Regions from separate parts of the Homo sapiens genome. Here region 2 is linked to region 1. A link is a loop called in an ENCODE intact Hi-C map of the cell type or tissue named here. Cell type or tissue: CD4-positive, alpha-beta T cell. All regions are shown on one strand.

Region 1 (8,000 bases):
CCAAGAGTGAAGTAACACACTGATGGGGAGACAAGAAAGTGAAATAGTGGCCCCTTGGTTCTCACGGGGAAGAGGGGAGATGTGTTCAGGCCTCCCCTTCCTCCGCCTTCATTGGTGGTTCCTAGGTGAGAATCACTGGGAATCAGGAGGATCTATCAGAACTGGGAATCAGGAGGAACCTTCAGATGTTGTGGGCAAACAGGGGGGCAAGGGGTGACGTTAAAACTAGGCTTTGTCACTTTCAAAAGTCTGCATTACAGTCAGCCATGGAGAAAACGGCCTACTTTCTACATCACAGGCGTGGCTTAAAGATATAAGGCCAGGCCATTTGAAAAGGTTTAGTCCCTCGTAGAAAGGCATACAAATCACCCCTCCTAGTTTGGGTTCCCACAGAGGCAGGATTCCAGTGTACATAGTTTATGTGGGAGATGATCCCAGGAAACTTGGGAAGGGGAGTGGGGAATGAGAAGGGGAGGAAGGAAGCCAATAAAGGATGTGCTATCAAGCTCGCCATCACTGTGGACAGCTGCAGCTCAGTTCCACTGGGAACGTCTGGGAAAGAGTGTAGCACAGGTGCCTCTGAGTGATCACACCTGAGAGGGGAGGTTCTGCTGGCCAGAGAACCTCTGGTAAGGAGGTGCAGGGGCTGGCAGTTGGTCAGGCCCATGGGCACTGTTACAATGAAGGCTGAGGGAAAACGGGTGGGGCATCGATTGCTTTGCTGCAGGTCCCATCCCGGATTCACCTTCCCAGGGATGCTAGATGGGAGTCTAGACATTGTCTCTACAGAGGATGAATCTGGAATTCAGAAAGATGATGGAGGCCCACTGTGGAGAAGCCGGTTCTTGAGAGTTGGGTGAGAATCCAGGCTTCCTGACTCTTGCTGCAGTGCCCTTTCCACTTGGCTACTTAAGGCAGAAATTTAAATTTGTGATGACTTTTGAGGCATACTGTACCTGATTCATGGAACAATATTGTCCTTCCCACCATGGGCTCTTTAGTCTTTCTTGGAGTGAAAAATTGTCAAAAGATTAAATCCTATTTGGGAGCCAGAGAAAAAGCAAAAGAATGGCTGAGCGTGTAAATAAAGTCTCCTAGGAAGATCATATTTTTGAAGGTATTTATTATTCATATCTTTTTGTCATTGTCGTGTTGTAAGTGTTTACCTGGGCTTCTAGCTTTTTGCTTTTCCAAGGACACTGCTGATCCATCCTAGAAGAAGCTGACAGCCACCACCTTGACACTGGCTTATTGCTGTCCAGGTTATTTAAGATGCGGAGGAAATCTTATCACAGAGAAGCAGCTTCTAAACATGTCCTGCCAGGTGGGTGATGAGGTAAAGACTGCCCAGGCGGCCTTGTGCACACCACATACTTGTGGAGCCACTTTGATGAAAGGGTCTGGATTATTTGCAAAGTCTTGTGCTAGGTGAAGGTGGGCTCTTTCTTAAATTCTGAAATGCCCACGAGTCTTTGGTAATGTTCATAGTGAAGCATCTGAGCTGAGCCTGAGGCTTCCCAGGAGGCTGTGCCAAGGACAAAACACACTGAGGATGTTGACCATGGCCTCCTGACAGAATGAAAGGCCCCCACAGTTTCAATTTAAACCGTAAACATTTAAATAGAAAATGAAGTGCTGGTGTATGACTCTGAACTTGTGAGACTAGCTGAAAACACCATTTTGACCGTTGGGCAGAGATTTCCCATCATGGGATCAGCCATAGACCATATCCACTGGGAACATGGAGAAAAGGTTTAGAGGTTCCACCAACATTTTCCTTAATTCTTAGATGCCTTTTGGTGGTTGAATTCTGTCCTTATTTTCTTATTTCCTGAAGCCCAAAATATAAGCTCTATAATGTGGTCATTCATAAACCTTTAGGGATATTCCTATTGGAAAATGTTGTGCAAGTCTTATTTTAGAGTTCCCAGAAGGGAATTACCGGACCTTAAGATATGCACGTTTTGAAGATATTGGATACAACTGGTCTCCAGAAGTGGGAAGACCATTTTTGCTCCTTTTAATAGTGGTGTCTGGTGTCTCTTTCCTCAGATATTCAGTAATGGATATGTCATGCTTTTTCATTTTGCCCTTCTGATAGGTGGAAAATGACGTAACATCCTTAATTTAAGTTACATTTTTTGGATGCCATTGTGAATTTTTTTTCCCCTATAGCTATTGCCTATTTGCATACCCTCTGAAGTTGCCCGTTCTTGAAGGACACTGATAATGTTCTCCTCCCCTGCCCTTTCCTTTTTGTTGCCAGAATAACCTAATCTAAACCAGAAACTCCATCTTTTCTTCCCCAGGGCTCCTATAGACCCATAGGCGGCTAGAGTGTACCTGTGAGCCTCTGGGGAGATGTCTCACCGCCAGAGAGCTGTCCCCAACTCAGGACCTCACCTGCCTGTGCGTGCGAAATTACACCTGAGATGGAGTGGCTGTGTCCAGCTAACAAAGCCGTTTGGGGAGGGGATTTCAAGCATGGCTATTCCTTGTTCACTTTAATAAAACATGGCATGAATTCAGGCAAAGGGACTTACTCCTTACTCCCTCACCTCAGATTTTTCTGTGTTTTGCTGTTGGTATAACTTGTCCTGTGTTGCTAAGTTTTAAACATATCTATATTTTGTTTAAAACACTAACCATGGCTTTGTTTGAGTGGCTTATTTTTATGTCCTAAGGAGTTGACCTAGACAGGGAACAGTTAGTCATATTCTGTTTCAGGCCAATGCCTCTGAGCCCCTTCCCTTCTCGTTTTTCTCTGTCTGAAATGATGCTCTTGGCTGGCCCCATTTTGCTGTTTGTCCAAACGGGCGCCCCTCAGCAATGGGCAACTTTCTCCATTTTGGTGTCTTATCTAAGACCTTGCCCACTGGCTTAAAGAGTTGGCTTGGGTTCCGTCACAGTGATGAGTTGCCTGTCCCGCCGTCTGTAGTCGGGAGGGCTTTTTCCGTGATGAGAATGAGCTGCAAACTCAGGCAAACACTGATCAGGAGAGACATGAAACCCAACCTGGCCCAGTCGGCTTAAAAATAGTCCAGTCATTTCACCCCTGGAATTTTCTCTTGCTTATGTGGGTGGACAATTCTCTTGGAACACCACCAAGATCATGAGGAGGAGAAAACAGAGCAGGCACCAACCACATGAATCCAACCCAGGCTGACCCCGTAGCCGGTGGTGCATTGGCCCTCACAGGTTTGCACCCTGCATGCAGGGCCCTTTCTCCCCCACGAGAGGGCGCTCTCGTCACTCTTAAAGCAATCGTACTGGGGAACACTCAGGTTGTTTCTTAGTGAAGTCCCCGAAGAGCACTGCATTTAAGCTGCTACTTTGTGTCTCAGCTTCTACTTTCAAGGTTTGTTATGAATGTAAAGACATTCTCCAACTCAAGCAAGTGTGGGCAATATTAGTGTCTGGAAACGCCTGTTGCAAATGAAGCACAGCCACTGCTTGTTTGTGTTTCGTTAGTGAAACGTGATTGTAACCCAGGGTTTTTGACGCTCACAGAAGCATCCGCCTTGGTAATGCTGTACATCCAGGCTGCTCTTCTTTGTCCCTAACCTGGTTGCAATGTGGCCGTAGCATGCTTGTGTTGACATCTGACAGGAGATGAGGACTTGACTTCCTGGGCTGATCTTGCTTATTTTGGGGAGAGCAGGAGTGCCCGTGGTTAGTGTGGATCAGCCTGACAGGAGATTTTCTATTGAGGGAGGATTTAAGACTGCATGCAGGCAAGGGAAATACAAGCCATATTTCACCAGCTCAATACACCAGGGAGCGCTACCATTTAACGAAAACCACCATTCTGACTTCCGGGTTTTTAGGTCATCTGGCAGCCACTGGGTGGGGTCAGTTTCTTGGCCCTTGATTAGAAGTTCCTTCTGATTACAAAACACCTCTTGATTGAAATCTTTGCATTTTCTTTGCATTTGCATTTCCACCAATCTTTTTATTTTTTATTTTTTTTGCCTTGGAGGATGTGTGTATGTGAGGGTGACCTTCTCTTTATTTGTGGGAATCGGGGAGTGCCCTCCTCCCTACAAAGTCACTATAAAGCTACGGGCTTTGCTGCCCTTGGTACAGGGTCTAGAAGTGGTTGTTGGGTGGTGACCAGCACAGTGACAGTTTATTTCCTGGACCTTTGAACCTAAATTCCCACAGGAAGAACATAAAGGACTCAGCAAATCTTGCCCCCCGACCCCCGTCTCCTCCATGCGCCTACACTGGAGCCATGAGTACTACTGCTACCGTCACTACAGCCAAATTATTATAGAGAATTACTATGTGCCAGGCATGGGTAATTTTTGGTTGTTTTAATCAACTTTGTTTCAAACAGCTTTAGATTTGCAGAAAAACTATGAATATAGCAAGAGTTCCCCCACTTTCTCCTTTTTTTATTTATTTTATTTTATTTTTTTGAGACGGAGTCTCTGTCGTCCAGGCTGGAGTGCGGTGGCGCAATCTCGGCTCACTGCAAGCTCCGCCTCCCGGGTTCATGCCATTCTCCTGCCTCAGCCTCCCGAATAGCTGGGACGACAGGCGCCCGCCACTACGCCTGGCTAATTTTTTTTTTTTTTTAATATTTTTAGTAGAGACAGGGTTTCACCGTGTTAGCTAGGATGGTCTCGATCTCCTGACCTCGTGATCCACCTGCCTTGGCCTCCCAAAGTGCTGGGATTACAGGTGTGAGCCACCGCGCCCGGCCTCCTATTTTTAACATATAGTTTCTCCTGTTGTTGTTGTTTTAATCATATTAGCATAACACATTTGTTACAATTAGTGAAGGAATATTGATACATTATTATTAACTGAAGCCAATACTTTATTCGGATTTCCTTTATTTTGACCTAGTGTCCTTTTTCTGCTCCGGGAGCCTACCCAGGATACCGCCTTACCTTAGTTGTCATGTCTTCTTAAGATCCTGCTGGCGGTAGTGGTTTCTCAGACTTTAAACTTGTTTTTAATGACCTTGACAGTTTTGAGGAGTACTGCTCAGGAGTTTAGTAGAAGGTTCCTCTTTTGGAATTTGTCTAAGGTTTTCTAATAATTAGACTGGGGTTATGGGTTTTTGAGAGGAAGAAGGCAGAGAGAAAATGCCATTCTTATCACATCATATTCAGGGTACATATTATTAACATGATTTAACGTTGTAGATGTTGAACGTCATCACCTCGCTGAGACGGTGTTTGTCAGGTTTCTTCTCGTAAAGTTACTGTCCCCTCTCCTTTTTTTATACTGTACTATCACAAGAAAGTGACCACGTGTAGTCCACACTTAAGGAGGGGGAGTTATATTCCACCCTCAGAGAGCACAGTACCTATAAACATTTTTGAAATTTCTCTGCACAGAAAATTTCTCTCTTCTTCCCCATTTATTTACGTATTCAATTGTTTATTTCTATCAATATGGACTCATAGAGATTTATTCCATACTTTGAGTTATAATCAAATAGTATACTACTAGATTTTGTTTGGTTTTTTTTTTGCCTCTGGGAGCTGTTTCACGTGACTCCTGTGTCCCTTTGACACACCCCCATCATTGCGGGTTTTTGTTTTTGAGGTGTTTCTTTCTTGCTTTCTTTGTGGCACTCACTACAAGATACTCCAGGATTATCTTGTACATCTTCTGCCCTAGTCCTTGAATCAGTCATTTCTCCAAAAAGCCCTGGCCTTTTTTTTGAGACGGAGTCTCGCTCTCTCGCCCAGGCTGGAGTACAGTGGCGCGATCTTGGCTCACTGCAAGCTCCGCCTCCCGGGTTCACGCCATTCTCCTGCCTCAGCCTCCCAAGTAGCTGGGACTACAGGCGCCCGCCACCACGCCCGGCTAATTTTTTGTCTTTTTAGTACAGACGGGGTTTCACCGTGTTAGCCAGGATGGTCTCAATCTTCTGACCTCGTGATCTGCCCGCCTTGGCCTCCCAAAGTGCTGGGATTACAGGTGTAAGCCACGGCGCCCAGCCAGCCCTGGCTCCTTTTATTGGAGGGTGGTATTAGAATAGGGTCTGGGCTCCAGGTGTGCTGGTGCTTCTGGTTGCTGCTGCTTTATAAGCTCTCAGCTGACAGCAAGAAAACATGTGCATGTGAACCAATCTATAGATGCCTATCTACTGATCTACAAATATATCTGTATGTAACCATTGGTATCTGTATTATGCTAAACATGTGTTCACACTGACGTTTCCAGCTCTTAAGCTGTTACATGTCTCCAGCTCTAAGCCATTATCACGTGGATCATTCTAGCCTTCCCCCTTGCCTATCTGTAGCCTCCTACTCCAAAAATGATAAACTTGGCTCTCAGCATCTGTCATGCATTTATTTAGTTGTTCAATTCCAGTATACATATGTAGCAGTATCAAAATTGTTAACTTATACCCCCATGGAAAATAGCCTCGTCAACTAGAGTACAGTGCTTGTGTACGGTTTATTTTGCCTTAGTTTTACAGACTGCATACATTTCCAAAGCCACTTAAATAGCACCTTTTTCTTCCATCCACTTTAGTGAGGGTTGTTCACATATGTACCACAGATTGCTTTGTCACATGCTGTATTTCATTCCGGGATTACCCTGACTGCCTAAATGATTTTTTTAAAGTTTATATATGTTAAGATTTGCCCTTTGTGCTGTAAATTTCAATGGGTTTTCACAAATGCATAATATTATGTACCCACCATTACAGTAATGTACAGAATAACTATACCACCCTAAAAATTCATCTATTCACCCATTTAACTATCCTCCATACCTGGAAACCATGGATTTTAAAAAACTATCTACAGTTTTGCCTTTTCCAGAATGCCATATAATTGTAATAATATAGGATATGCTATTATGTCTCCACTTTCCACTTGAGGACTCTGACCTTAGAACTCATGATTGCCCACGGTTTCTTGGCTTGTAATTGGTGATGCTAGCGTCAACCCAAGTCTCTGATGTTAAAACAGGAACTCTGAAACTCCCCACTATGCTGCCTATTTTCCAATGAAATGGGTCCAGGAAGCCATCTGATAAATATTTTCACTAGGTTGTCAAAAATTAATAAACATGCCTCTTTCATTACCTTCGGAGGCCATCTGTGGGGTGGTTGTGAGTCAGCCTCTGCAGCCATGCTGCCAGAATTTGAATCCTACCTCCTTCACTTCTTACCCATGTGATTTGAACAGGTGGTTTTACTTTTTTTTTCTGTCTTTCCTGGCTTACTAAACAATTCTTCCTTTTTAGGAATATATGGGAGGAGGGATCTGTGCAATGCAGTTCTACACCCTGGACATAGCAACCGACTGAGTCAGGCCAATTAACTTCTCTAGCCTAGCGATTTGAAACCCAGAGCCGGGGCCCTCTGACATGAAGGCACCTTTATATCTTCAGTCTGTAGGGCAGGTCATAACACCTGCAGCCACAGTTCCTGGGGTGGCCCCAAGTCTGGATGCTTAGGGATTTATTAATTTTTTGAGCAACTCCAGTATCTTAAAAAGAATTCATCCTTCTCTTCCTTTTGTTGTTGTTCTTCTTTTATTCTTATTTTTAAAATTTAAGCGAGGTAAAATCAGCCCCTCTTGGCTACAGGTACTTTAATTACTACAGGAGATCATAGTAGCTACCTCACTGGTCATAAGGGTTAAATAAGATAATGTATAAGACAGTTAGCACAGGGAATGAGGGAATTGTCAGGGAATAAGTACCTGGTAATTAGTAGCTTTTACTATTATCTAATAATAGTTCTTGATATTTACTTAGTGCTTTGTAATGTGAACCATACACTCCTGTGTGCTTATCTCCTTGACAATTGGGTGGAAATGGCATCCACATTTTATGGATGAGCAAATGGCCATGCTTTGGGGTTTGCCCAGGGTCACAAAGCTGGCAAGGGACTGAGCCAGGATCCCCACTCAGGCCCTTCGTCATGTCATGTATCCAGGGTTCTCTCCAATGTGCCAGGGTCGTGTGGTTTCCTGGGGGTGTGATGGAGAGGGAGGCAGTTTCCCTTTCCCATTTTAGGG
Region 2 (8,000 bases), 160 kb before region 1:
TACATTCTTTATTGTTTTAAGAAATCTTTCTTCTATTCCTAGTTTGCTAAGTTTTTTAAAATGTAACTAATGAATGTTGAATTCTATCAAATGTTTTCTTCTGCATCCATTGAGATGGTCATTTTTAAGAATCATTTTAATTGGTAAAATCATATGAATAGACTTTTTCTATCGTTAAGCCATTCTTGAACTCAGGGAATAAATCTTAATTGATTACAATAGCCTATTTATTTATCTTTTTATACACACGGGTGCATTATTAAATAAGATTTACTTATACAGTAGGTCCCCAAATAATGTTGTTTCATTCACTGTCATTTCTTTATAGCATTGATGAGAAGACAAAAAAGCTCTCTGGCTGGAGCCACTCTCTATGTGGAATTTGCATGTTCTCCCCATGCCTGCACTGATATTCTCCCACATCCCAAAGCTGTGCACAGATTTTGTAGGTGCCCTAAATGAATTGGTGTGTCTGAATGGTTCCAGTCTGAGTGAATGTGGAGGTGTGTGTGAGGGCACCTTGTGATGGAAGATTGTCTTGTCCAGGACTGGTTCCCAGAAGAAGATTCAGCCACCCATGACCCTGAACTGGAATAAGCAGGTTGGAAAATAAATGAATACACAAATATAATTTATTGTCAAATAAAAATTCATAAATGAGACCAAAATCATACAGATAAATGACAATAAGCAATGTGGTATAAAAACACTCAGCAAGCCTGCCCTATTTGCCACAGTTAGTTTTTAAATTGCATGGTAATAGGAGGTGCTCCTTACAATTTTTGCTTTGCAAACATTTATCCTGGACTTAACCCTTCACCATGACAGCTGCTAATACTCACTGATTCGCCAAATTTGGGTAAATAATGATCTTACTTGTTTTTATTACTCTTTCTTAATTGTACATGTAGCTCTCTTTTATTTCATTGTTTAATATTAGAAGTGTTTTGGGTCTTTATTTAGAAGTCTGGTAAGTTTTTGTTACCAGAAATATGCCATGGGAACTTAACTCTTGTTTATACCAATTAGCCTAAGATAATAATGAATGAAATAAGATAATAATGAAAACAATTATTGAAACAATTTATAATCGTTTTCATTATAAAACAAAAAACCAGTCCTGGACAAGACAACCTTCCATCACAAGGTGCCCTCACACACACCTCCACATTCACTCAGACTGGAACCATGATTTAAAGTCGCAGTTTCAAAGAACCTATTGACAACATTTAGTGAGGATTTGCTGTGTTATATTTAGGGTTGTCTCGATCTATCTCTCTTTCTTTTTCTTTTTTCCATATTCCAAATTGAGATTGGCAGTGAAGGCATTTTGTCTTCCACTCTCAGAGCTCTCACCAGATGAATCTCAGATCATTATCTCCAGCCCGACATTTCTCCTGAGCTCCGGTCCACACATTTTTACCTGAGTACTTCATTTTCACATGCTCAAAAAATTGTCTTCCACAAATGGCTGCTCTTTTCTTTGACTTTTTTAAACCTAAAAATTGGTTTTGAGCTCTCTTCTTTGCTATATTTCATATCTAATTAATTTCCATGGTCTGTTAGTTCTGCTATGTGACACATCTTTACTTTCTCTCTCTTCATTTCCATCCTTACTATCATAATCCAAGTCCTCATTACTATTTCCCTAGATTATTACAAGAACTATCTAACTAGTCTTTCTTGCTGCAGATTTGATTCTTAACCCCATTCTCCCATTCTAATCTACAGATTCTGCCAGGTAATCTCTAAAAAGAGTCTCTTTCATTATGTCAGTCTTAAGAGCATGCTGTGGCTCTTAGTTGTTTATGTGATACTTAAGTGCTTCCTGGTTGACATGTCTCTCCAATCATAGTTTCCATCAGTTTCCTTCAGAACCTATCTTCCAGCCACACAAGTGACTGTTCCCCAATATGTCTTAGCATTTTCAACATGTAAACTTCTCCTACATTGCCCTTACAATGTCTCTGACTCAAAATCTTAAGCTATCATAGCTCATAGCTAGTGTTTACTGAGCACGTATAATATTCTGGGTAGTGAGCCAACTGCCTAACGTACATCCTTTTCAGTGATCACCATGCTCCTGTGATGGTAAAGATTGCTGCATTGACTGAGTGCTTACATGGTCCAGGCACTGTTCTAAGTATTATTTCACTAAATTCTCACAACAACTCCATAGACAGGTGCTGTTATTATCCTTAGTTTCAAAGGAGGAAATGAGATATAGAGAGGTGAAGTAACTTTCACAGGACTATACAACCAGGAAGTTGCGGATCCAGGATTTGAATGCAAGTAGTCAGATTCTAGAACCTCCATGCTTTACCATTATGTAGGAGGAAATTGATGCTTGGAGAAGTAGAAAAACTAGTCCATCTGTGCAGGACTTCAGGGGCATTGGTTAATGACCCTATCTCTGATTCTCTTATTTCCTTTTCTAGACATTCACTTCTCCAGATCCTCCCATGTTTACTGTAAAGTCTAATTCCCATACTAAATCCTTTAATCCCCTAATACATGGCTCTGCTTTCCTAACTGAACCCTGACACACTCACAGTACTTTCCAGCTCACACATAACTTTCATAGACATGATCTCATTTATTCCAAAGCTTTCCTGGGATTCAAATTATTATTATTATTATTATTATTTATTTATTTATTTATGAGTCTCCCCGAGCAAACCCTAAGCCTCTCAAGAGTGAAGATGGTAAAAGAAGAGAGAAATGCTCTTCCTGTAGTGCCCTCAAGTCTTAAGTGAGAAAATAGATACAAAATATAGGAGTCACAGTTCATGCATTTGCCAAAGGAAAGTAATTCTGAACTTCCAGATGCTTTTGCATGAAGGTGGAGTTTTGCAAGTCTGGAGGACAGCTCCTGGAGATGAAAATAAATTCTACCACTTTACCGGAGAGTTTTATTTCCTCCATATGTTTGTACATTTTTCTTTCCTTATGTTTGTGATTCATCTGTGGCTCAAGAGATGTGTGGTGCCGGGGGATTGATGGCTGGGAGGGCTGCAGAAATGGTGTAGACAGTTACTGCAGTGATGTGATACAATTCTTGGCATTTGCACAAATATGGAGTGTTCAGACAGCCACAAAGTGGTGGAAGTAGCTCTGAGAACCCTGACTTTTACTGGGAAATCACCTGATTTTAGGTGAGGCCGGGAGATCACAGAAAAGAAGATTGATAGCAAACTTTTATAACAACTTTGGGATAGCCTTAGTTATGAGTAAACACTTTCACTACCAATCACAACATTGTTAGCTTTGATCAGGCCTTTGATGAGGCTTTCTGGTGCTTACTGTTCTCTGTCTTCTGCCTTCATGCTCCCTGGAATTTTACTGTCTCCCTCATAGGCTAGTTGAGATGTGGAAGAAATAATCTATGTAGAGCATTTGGCACATCCCCAGCTCCTCCCATGTTTGCTCGGCTCAGATACCTACTAAAGTGCCTGCTGCATAACAGACAATTTGCAGATTAATTGGAAAACCAGAAAAATACCCAGGATGCCTGACTTCTATTCTGGTACCCCTTTTACATTAACTTTTTTTTTTTTAATCAGTTATGTTACATATGCTTACTCATATATTGTCTTCATATCCCATGTGGCAAAGCAGATACATGTGTTGTAACACCTTATTGGTTAGAGACTGCCTTCCTGGTTCTACTCATTACATTCCAATCGTGGCATATCCTCTAAACTTTCTTTTCCCTTCATAAATCCTCTTTCTTTTTTTTCCCCCTCACAGTTTTCCTGAACAGGTTGACTATTAATTGTGTCTGCTTGATGTGGACACCAGGTGGCGCTGGACATCAGATTTGGAGAGGCAGTTGTCTAGGGAACCGGGCTCTGTGCCAGCGCAGGAGGCAGGCTGGCTCTCCTATTCCAGGGATGCTCATCCAGGAAGGAAAGGTTGCATGCTGGACACACTAACCTTGAAGAATTCTTCTGTCTCTCTCGTCATTTAGAAAGGAAGGAAATTGTTAATTTTTAAAAATAAGTCAAACTCGAATTTTACAAGAAAGTCCATCTCTAAACAAACCTCTACCACACCCAGCTACGAAGTAATCCAAAATTGATAGTTTCTTAATGCTCATGCAAAGCCTTCACTGAGAATGACTTTTCCATTTTCGTGGCAACAGAAAAAGGAAGCAGAACATAAGCTCTAATAAGAAAGGTAGTTACTCAGACAGGGGTAAAGGGACTCCAGGGGGAACTGAATTGAAGCCTGGAATGAGAAATATTACCATACTTCATAAATGCTAAGATGTCATTGATTTTAAGTCTCCCTGCTGCTTTATTTGCAGTAAGGAAGAAAATAGTCCTGCCAACTAAATTGAATTGTTGACTGTAAGGCCTAATCTGATTTCAGAGATATTTAAGTGGGAATAAAACTTTCTGTCTTTGTATTAAATATGGTAACTCTGAGGAGAGTATTCAGTCAGTTGCCTTCTAGTTGTCTTAGCCTCCCGCTCAACCTGTCTCTACCCTGGAGCACCTAAGAGATGGCTTGAAAACAACCGCGTTTACAGGACTTCCAGGAGAATGGTTCTTGTTCTTACTGAGAGTAAATACAGACTGCTTCCTTCCACTTCTCCTTAGAGAGTTAAATGAACCCCTGTAGTCAAAGATGACTCACTGCAGCCACTAGAACAGAGGTTGGCCAACTATGGTCCTTGGGCCAAATCTGCTCCAACACCTGTTTTTATACACTCCAGAAGTTTAGAATGGTTTTCACAGGTGAACATTTGCAATTAATTTGATAATAGGGACCATTAACTATGACTCCAATTAAGAGAAATGTTATGCCTTCTAAAAGTGTTTAATTCTTGTCATTAGTAGACTTGTATTATAAGAAATTATACTCAATTATTATTATTACATTTTGAATTTTGCCAATAATACATTTATGGAAATTTATTTTACCTCTTGTTACATATGTAGTTACATAATGTCATCAACTTTGCCACTTGGGCTGAAAAGCCTAAAATATTTACTGTCTAGCCCTTTACAGAGAAAGTTTACAGACCCCTACTCTAGACCAAAATGGAAATTATGGGTTAGTCTGTTTCAATCATCAATAAGAGTGCCAAGATACCTGAACAGAAGTCGGGCTGAATAAATCAGCTTGCTGCAAATGGCCAGACCCAATCAATAGATGTGTAATAGGAATGTGGCTACTAAGTAATGAGATTTTTAAAAACACTAGACTTCCACATATAAAATTAAAATTATAAAATTAGTGCTATTCTACCCAAAGTAGACACCTAGAGAAATTCTATGGTTATTTTAAAACTCTCAGAATGGTCTTTAAAAGTAGTTTATGAACCATGCAATGAAAATCTATTATTCATTTCTATTAGCATTTCTTGAGTATGTGCTAGGTAAAGTGAAAGACATGGATGGGGTAAAAGATGAATTACATATCGTAGCTTGAATTTTATAATCATATTTTGTTTTGACCTCAAATAATGTTTACCTGATTTCAATCACTAGATTTAACTTTAAATGACTTTGAAAAAACTTATAAAATATGCCCTCAATGTTTGAAGATGCAATTCCAACTAAAGATATTGGGCCAGACATAGTGGCTCATTCCTGTAATTTCAGTACTTTGGAAGGCTGAGGCAGGAGGATTGCTTTAGCTCAGGAGTTCAAGGTTGCAGTAAGCTATGATCACACCACTGCACTCCAGCCTGGGTGATGGAATGAGATCCTGTATTTAAACAATAAAAATAAAATATATTGATATGCTGCAATCACAAGAGAGAATTGTAATAGAATTTTAAAAGTGTCCAGAGCAGTGGCACAATTGCACAGCCTCCTAATGTGATTGGGAAGAAATACTCTCTGGAAACTCTCTAGCATGCACAAGACTTAATGTTTTTGATAAAAAGTTCATTCTGATATTTTATGATCACACTTCATATATTCACATACCACACCAGGCTATGACTTGGCAAGGAAACAATTCCTTGTTTTAGTTGGAGGAAGGGCTGTATATAAGGGAGTGGGAAAGTTGAAGCAAAACTTTAACTTTTCATAGGGGAATTCCTAGGTGCTCTCCACTTGAAAAATCATACTGCCTCAGAATTAATGGTCATGATAATTTTGAATCCCCTCTTCTTGAATCTTGGATTTACAGCTGATTTCCTTACTGAAATCTGTGTCTGATACTGCTTTCCAAGGATGCTGGACAAGTTAATTCTGTCTAATTCAGACTGCATTTCTGAAAACAGGGAGAGAGATTGAGAATGGAGAGAGGGAGTGAAGAACAGAGACACATACACAGAGAGAGCAAGAGACACAGAGACAGAGGAATTGAGAGATATTGAGAGAGATAAAACAATGTAAGACAGTCAGTGTGGTCTGCATCTGCTTAAGAGTTAGGAATTGGATTTAAAGTTGAACAAAGAAAAATGGGAGGGCCACTCAACCCTCCTATTTGTCTTATTTATGTAACAATGTAATCCTTGATATCTCTATTAATGTAACTTGACCTGACACACTCACTAGACTGATTTTATTTCTTTCAGTAATTTTCTGTTATTGGTTACTTTCAAAACTATGTCTCTGATTGGAACAAAAAGAATTGTACATCAGGGACCTCTGTAAATTCACTTTTATTTATTATCAGTTAGGATCTTATAGTCAGTGAATTTGGCTTATCGTGGCTTTAGCACAGATGGTAATGTACTTACTGGTCTCTGAAATTTCTGTTTTGGGGACATGGAGGCAGGGATCTCTAGAAGATTTCCCCCAGAGCCACATCTACAAGAAATATTGGTATAGTTATATCAAAATGTACAACTTCCTTTAAGCAACTTTTAAATTACATTTTATTAGTTATGTCCTTAAGGCTGTTTGTGCCAATCTTTCCTTTTCTTAAAAAAATCAGTTCATATTAAGTACATTCTTTTACTGTGAAGCTTATGTTAACAGATGAAAAAAGGTTTGAGGAAAGGAGAAGAGTTAGGATGTGGCATCTTTGAACTAAAGAGCGTTCCAGAAGGAGAGATGCAGTGCCAGCCAGTCTTCTAATGTTTTGGGGAACCATGATGAGATGGATTATTTTCAAGGCTGTCAAGTCTCAAGGCTTCCTTGGATTTTCAGTATGGTAGCGTAATCAAGATGGGGATATAACCTTGCTCAACCCTTGCTGTCTCTTCCACCAAAATGGCAAAAGATCACCTTCAGCTTGCTTATAAAAGACCCATGTTGAAATAACATTTGTAGTAAAGTCATGAACTCTTCTATACATTGGTCTTTCTTTTGTCTGAAGTGCATTCATGTGAATGTACAAAATCTCACCAGAAGCAGAATTCATGTCATATAGCCCCCTAAAAGAATTTTCTCCTGGGAGGGAATGCTGAGTGTTTTGTTTTGTTGTGTTTTTGACTTGTATTAAAAATATTCTGTGCATAGAGCTGTCTGGAACTGATTATTCACTGAAGACTGCTCTTTGTATGTTTTTAATGTTCATCCAGCAGATTCAGCTCTGGCTCAACAGATAAAGGATTTCATATATTTGTGCATTCAAAATATTTTAATTATTAGAAAATGAAGAGAGTTGAAATGTCTTTTTAAAATTCAGATGCCTGTCTGTTGTTTTTAAAGTCTTCGATACTTTGCTTTTTAACTTCTGCATAGGGTCTGCATGATGTGCCCTGTATCCACATGGTGCATATGATAGCAGCCCCTGTGAATGGATAGCAGTGAGCATAAATATAACTGGGATTACCCCTTGAAGCATTCCTCTGTAATAATGTAAAGAAATATGATTCTAATGGATCTGACACTTCTTAGATAAGGTATTTATACTTAAATCTGCACACACAAGCTTCAGGTGACACCTGCAAATGTTAACAGCTGTAAGAGAGATAGGGCTGGAAATAGAGTGGTGGTCATGATTGCCAACTTAGAACGTAAGATTACAATTTATTCTTTTGTAAACTTTCCAGAACCTATCCTATTTAAACCTTTTCCCTAGTATCACTG

The links. Peaks named below come from ENCODE experiments on the same cell type or tissue, not always from the same donor. Only the 100,000 strongest peaks of a DNase experiment are listed, where the experiment ranks them.
Region 2: it touches region 1 in a loop (3-fold over the local background); 41 of 110 quality-filtered maps call a loop at or near these places.

The regions. Positions count from the first base shown.
Region 1 is chr1:76,151,069-76,159,068 of GRCh38, forward strand. The region is part of intron 1 of ST6GALNAC3 (ST6 N-acetylgalactosaminide alpha-2,6-sialyltransferase 3); the gene reads left to right. Among named protein-coding and RNA genes, the nearest start is that of ST6GALNAC3, 80 kb to the left of the region's middle. RefSeq lists a silencer at 3,213-3,322. In CD4-positive, alpha-beta T cell, CTCF peaks have their summits at 3,230 (motif pointing right) and 3,429; DNase peaks (open chromatin) are centred at 3,243 and 3,793; H3K4me3 peaks cover 998 bases; H3K27ac peaks cover 1,058 bases.
Region 2 is chr1:75,987,905-75,995,904 of GRCh38, forward strand. LOC105378806 (a long non-coding RNA gene) reads right to left here. Exons shown (of 3, transcript XR_947521.3): 2 at 6,704-6,773. Among named protein-coding and RNA genes, the nearest start is that of ASB17, 60 kb to the left of the region's middle. In CD4-positive, alpha-beta T cell, CTCF peaks have their summits at 3,784 (motif pointing right) and 3,987; a DNase peak (open chromatin) is centred at 3,827.